Regions from separate parts of the Mus musculus genome. Here region 1 is linked to region 2. A link is a contact called in ENCODE Hi-C or POLR2A ChIA-PET data. All regions are on one chromosome and are shown on one strand. Each heading gives the region's core, a stretch centred on a gene start or an enhancer-like site at or near the end of the contact. The rest is flanking DNA. Distances are from core to core; before and after follow the strand shown. Region 1 holds the start of Zfp454 (zinc finger protein 454). Region 2 holds the start of Zfp879 (zinc finger protein 879).

Evidence for each region. Hi-C counts contacts between places; a loop is a spot of excess contacts on that map. ChIA-PET counts read pairs that join two places held with the same protein, here RNA polymerase II (POLR2A).
Region 1: a map of heart shows a loop between it and region 2 (8-fold over the local background). The contact joins the promoter of Zfp454 here to the promoter of Zfp879 in region 2. A Hi-C loop is called at or near these places in 6 of 37 maps with a recorded cell type or tissue (gastrocnemius, heart and left cerebral cortex). POLR2A ChIA-PET finds 5 or more read pairs at or near these places in 3 of 5 experiments (Patski and embryonic stem cell).

What each region holds. Positions count from the first base shown.
Region 1 is chr11:50,886,082-50,888,781 of GRCm38, forward strand. It overlaps Zfp454 (zinc finger protein 454), which reads right to left and starts at 1,420. Exons shown (of 6, transcript NM_172794.3): 1 at 1,285-1,420; 2 at 288-417. The coding sequence starts at 320.
Region 2 is chr11:50,840,237-50,842,936 of GRCm38, forward strand. Zfp879 (zinc finger protein 879) reads right to left here and starts at 1,316. Exons shown (of 5, transcript NM_173387.3): 1 at 1,134-1,316; 2 at 290-354. The coding sequence starts at 322.

The DNA.
Region 1 (2,700 bases), core at 170-2,669, 46 kb after region 2:
CTTTAGATCCTATGTCAGTTCCTGCCTTTACCATTTTGGACCACCATCTTACTGGCTAACAGAAGTAGAAAGGTTTTCATTTTATACTAACCTAGAATCCTGCCCAGATGTGCCACTTTCATGCCTTACAGAAAGCTCTAAAGCTCACTAGGAGGAGATGTGTGGTGGGAGGGAGCAGCTGGGGTCTTTGGGGGTGGCTGGAAAGGAAGCTTCTGGTTAGAGCAATGAATGAAGTCAAGGACACAACTGGGGATACAGGGGGACAACACTGGACAGTGATGACTCACCTGGACCAGGGCCGGGAGCTGGCTGACAGCCATTCCTTTTCTCTGGTGAGCTGAGGAGCATTGAGTAGGAAGGAGGCAGGGGAGGAGCTTTACAATTGCTGGGGTTCTCTGGCTAGAAGCATCTGCACTCCTGTAATGAGAGGGCCGGGTCAAAGGTCACAGGGATGCGCCTCACCATTCACATCCTGGCTCACTTTGTTCTTTTGCTCCCAGTGCATACTCCCTCTGAAGGTAGCTGTCCTCACCCAATCTGTAAAGTGACTTCTCCCCATGCCAGCTCTCCTTCGCATCTTTCCTTTAGTCAGATCCTGCATGCCTTCCCGTTTGTGTGGCTTTGGCTTTCCCCTGCAGAAAGCTTGCCCGGCCCAGTCCTCAAACTCTACCCATTCTCTGTCCCTTCCCCTGCAGCTATGCTTTGGCGTCTTAAGACAGCCTTTCCTCCTGGGACAGCTCTATCCCAACTAGAGGGAAGGAGGAGGCAAAGAGGTGACTTTTTCCTGAAAGGGAAGGGGAGTTAAACCGGCCAGATCTCTCTCTCTCTCTCTCTCTCTCTCTCTCTCTCTCTCTCTCTCTCTCTCTCTGTGTGTGTGTGTGTGGGGGGGGGGCTGTTTCGTGTTTCGGATGGGACAGTGTAGGGAGCGGGTTTCCGGGAGAAGAAATCATTCACATAAGTCACCCTCCACAGTTTCGTCAAGTGCAGGGGCTGCAGTGAAGGTGTCCCTTTCTCAAGTTCCTCAGAGAGAACTTGGAGCCACGCCGGGAATATAACCAGCAGCTGTATGCAACTGTATTTGTGAGTTTGCAGCAAGATGAGCTAGAGGTCCTGACCAACCCTTCTCAACGTGCAATCAGGTTCGGATCCCTTAGCTCGACTACAAAACAGTTCTGCTGGTCCCTTCCATGTGTGGAATCAAATCTCAGTACATGCGCTTCAAAGTTAAGGACGTGGGATCCACGCCTTTCAAAACGGACCACAACCCACCCTTAGTCTACGTACCCTCTGTTCTCAACTCCCAGACCTGACCTTCAGTCTCTGGACACTGCAGATCACCGTGGGGCTTCCCTTAGAAGCTTGTCCACTGCAGAGCATAGCCTCGACAGAGTAGTCAGGACACAATGAGCTGGAGCCTGCTGCTTGACGCGGAGCCGCGCCTGCGCGTTTGTCCAGGAGCCGGGAAGCCTAATTCCCACAAATCTCTCTGCTGCAGCGCTTAGATTTTTGGACTCCTTTTCTCAGAGGGAGACCAGGAGCAAAAAGCGATAAAGCGCGCCTGCGCCTAGTCACTTTGTGGCCGAAACTACAATTCCCAGAAGGCTCTGCGGTGCACTAGCCTATCGCTGGGCAGACAAGTGGTCTAGTCTTGTGGAGACCAGCAGTGAAAAAAGGTCCAGGATGCTGTTATCAAGGTTACTAGACTCTAGGATCTGCAAGCAAAGCCAGAGAACATCCAGGAACGTCGTAATAGCGCCTAACGACAGAGAAAGGTCTTGAAAGACAGTCAGTACCAAGCTCTCAAAAATGCTACAGCCTCTGTTGGAGCTGGACTGGAGAGGCATGATAGACCTTGAGTGCAGTGAGGGTTTGGGTAGCAGGATTACCGGAGGGGGGTGCGGGGGGGGGGAAGGACGATGGCCCTGGAAGTCTCTGCAGAGTAAACAAGTGTCTCTGGGAGCACGGGATAGTATATAGAGAAGCTTGGATTTACTTCTGGTGACTGTATTTTGCTGGGGCCTGTGAGTATCGAGTAATGTACCAGAATCTTTCCCTGAAGATGTCTAGTTGCCTTTGGATATGTAGTAAGTATTCATGGAGGAACTTTCTTATTGGGAGAAAAGTGAAACAAATTCAATTAAAAAAATATGATTTGAGATTGACACTTCTGGGATTGCTGGCCACCCTTTAGGATACAATGTCAGTGGCTCTGTCCTGGGCTTTAAAGATGTCATTCTCTCACTTAGGGCACACACATATAGGTTAAGGCATAGAGCAGAGAGTGTTGAAACAGAGTGACTCCTGCACTGCAGTTTTTGTGTGACTAGGGAAGGTGGTCCATCAAACAGAAAATATTCATTAGGAGTGAATGAAAGGACAGGAATGCTGAGTTAGGGGTTTCAGAGTGAGAAGGGGCAGGGTGTTTGGGAGATTTTACTGTCCCAGGAAGAGCTCCCCACAAAGAATTTGGCTTAGGATATTTGATGCTTAGCAAGACCAGCATGTTCACCAGGAACAAGGAAAGAAAAAAGGGCTCAAGATGACATTGTGTGTGACTCTGAGGTTCTGACCCCATGGTAAAAATGTGGATTTATTTTGTGTGTGAAAGGAAAGCAATGGAAGTTCCAAGTGGACAGATGAACTTATCTGTGCAGACTATGGTCAGTTCTGGGCAGGACAGATTCAGGGTGAAAACTAGGG
Region 2 (2,700 bases), core at 66-2,565:
GGCTGATGAGCATTGATGAGACAAGTGATAATGAGACCAGTCCTACAATCAGTCATAAGACCTCAAGTAGGTTAACATATTGGGAGGGAGGGGTTAAGCTTTCCACTAGTCAAAAGGTATAAGTGGAAAAAGATATTTTAAAAAGCTGTACTGACAGCCTTTGGCCTGATTCCATCTCCTCTGCCTGTATAAGGAAGCCCAGAGAAGCTCAAGAAAGAATAAAATAAATCCCGCCCCCGTCCCGCTGCAGCCCAAAGGCAGCTCAAAAACAGAAGTGGCCTTTACTCACCTGAACCTGGGCTGGCAGCAACCTCGTGGTCATTTTCTCCCTCTGTAGCTCCTCCTGAGAAGACCCTTGAGGCAGAGAAAGAAACTCTGAGGTCTACTCATCCTGGCTGCCCTCCAGCCCTCACTGGGCCACACCAGGCTAGAAAACACCTGCTGGGTAGCTGCACAACCCAACCTCCCCAAGCGACAGGGAACCCAAGCGACAGGGAACCTGGGCAGGAGTACCAAGTATAAGCACACTGTCAACGGGCCTATGACCTTTTCACTTGAGGTTATGAATAAAGATGAACTGAACTAAACAGTCGCAGCTATCAAATTCATTATTAACAAGGTAAAGGGCACCGTTGTGTGCAACTCCCGGAGGTAAGGAAAAAGCACAAATATTCCACATATCTGCACTTGGACATTGCAAGTGAAAGACACACCTGCAGAATGCATGCCCTTTGCAGACTCCACCAACTAGAAGTTAGTCCACTCTTCCTCATGGGCCTTCGCCTCTGGTCCAAAGTATTACCAAAGTCACTTAAATTAACAAGAACAGACACACACACACCCAAGCTAGAACTAGCAGCACTAGCCAGAACTCAATTTACATTTTAGAGAAAAAGGGGGTGGAGGACAGCTCCTGTAGAGGGAATGATATTAACACGTTCTGGGCTCCGTGCCCAGCATCGTTCTGCTCCTTTCCAACAGTAAAACCTTAGAGCAAAGGCACAAGTGGAAAAAATGGACTGTGGAATTCAGTTAAGATACTGTCCAGCACCGAAGACTGACAGAAACTAAGTTTCACCTCCAGGATTGAAAGCCTACAGGCGATCTGCTCAAGGCCGACTTGACTAGCTAACCTGAAGCCGGAGGCTTCTTTGACCGCTGTTCGGGCAGCAGAACCTGGAGTCAGGGCCCGAGGCCCTCACCAGCAGCTGAGGCCTCTGCGTGCTTCCGCCAGGCTCTCAGCCCTGGCCCGCAGGTTCCCGGCCGTTCCAGCTCTGCCAGAAAACCCAGAAAGCTCAATGCCCAGAGCGGGTAAGACTAGGCTCAACTGCGCGTGCGCGCGAGCCACCTGGTTTCCACTGTGGACTACATTTCCCAGAAGGCACTGTGACACTCCTACCCACCCTGTATGGTGCAGAGTGGGACACAGGCGCCTAAAGACTGAGAATCAACTTTTCAGTTGCCACCAGCTTTCAGGTTTCTGTGCAGGCTTCATTCATAATTACAATGGTAATACTACTAAAGAGGAAAAAGTGAGTGTGCATTAAAATGTTGAAGAATAAGGCTCTGACTGCTTAGTTTCAGATAGCGAAAGGACTGTCCTCTTTCATTTTTTAATAGAAAATTATGCTTTTTCTAGGCTACAAAAGATACATAACATACACAATTTTTCATTGCTGGCTCATACTTTGTATTAAGCAAAAAACTGCCATATTAGTCATTACTGTCATGGACAACTCAGATTTTCAGGGGAAGCAAACAGGTAGAAATAATTTATTCATTACTTAAGTTGGAAATGTCTGTTTTTTACAAAAATTTTTTCCTGTCTTTGTCCACTGTAAAAGTTCTGAAGAATGATTATTCGGTCTCAACAAGATACAAATTATGTTCTCTAGGTAGCAATTAACACAAGGAACGCCTTGAGGTATGGGAGGGGTGAGGAAGCTCACAAGATAGACCCTGGTGCCTGGAAGGAAGACAGCCAACTAAAGGTCATATCACAGTGTCCCGGGAACCAACTTGAAGGGCTTCTGCTGTACAAATGTGGGAGAATTTCATCGTCAGAAGGCTCTGCAAAGGTCTGAAAGTCACCGAACTCTGTAAGATTCTATCCTGCTTCTATTCCTGTCAAAATATACCAGAAGGAATGGAACTACCCCCTCCAAAAAATAAATAAACAAACAAACCACCAAACCACGCACAGACAAAGCATTCAATACACATGCTAAAACATACCACTTTAGTTTAAGGACTATAGTGATTCCACACTAGGTAAGGTGCTTTCTGTAGGCTTTTAGTTAATAGTTTTGTCAAGCTAAAGAAGATCTCCAGATGGCTAAACTTTTAAATCATGAATGAAGTAGATATTACCAAATTGCTTTTTCAGCATCCATTTAGATAATCATGTTTTTTGCCTTTAATCTGTTAATGTAGTGAATTACAGAAATACATTTCCTAAATCATTACATCCCCCAAATCGTTAATCTGCTAAAGTACATCTCTGGCTCAAACAAGACTGGTTGTGACAGGTTTGTCTCTGTCAGTTTGTGACTGTTGGGCTGGCTCTTCCTACCCCTCTGCTTCTTGGTTTGGCCTGAACATTAATTTTATTTTATTTTTTTAATTTTACCTACAATCAATTTCACAATGTGTGTTGTCATTTTCTCCTATTGTGTGATATTTTGTGAACAGAGAAATTCC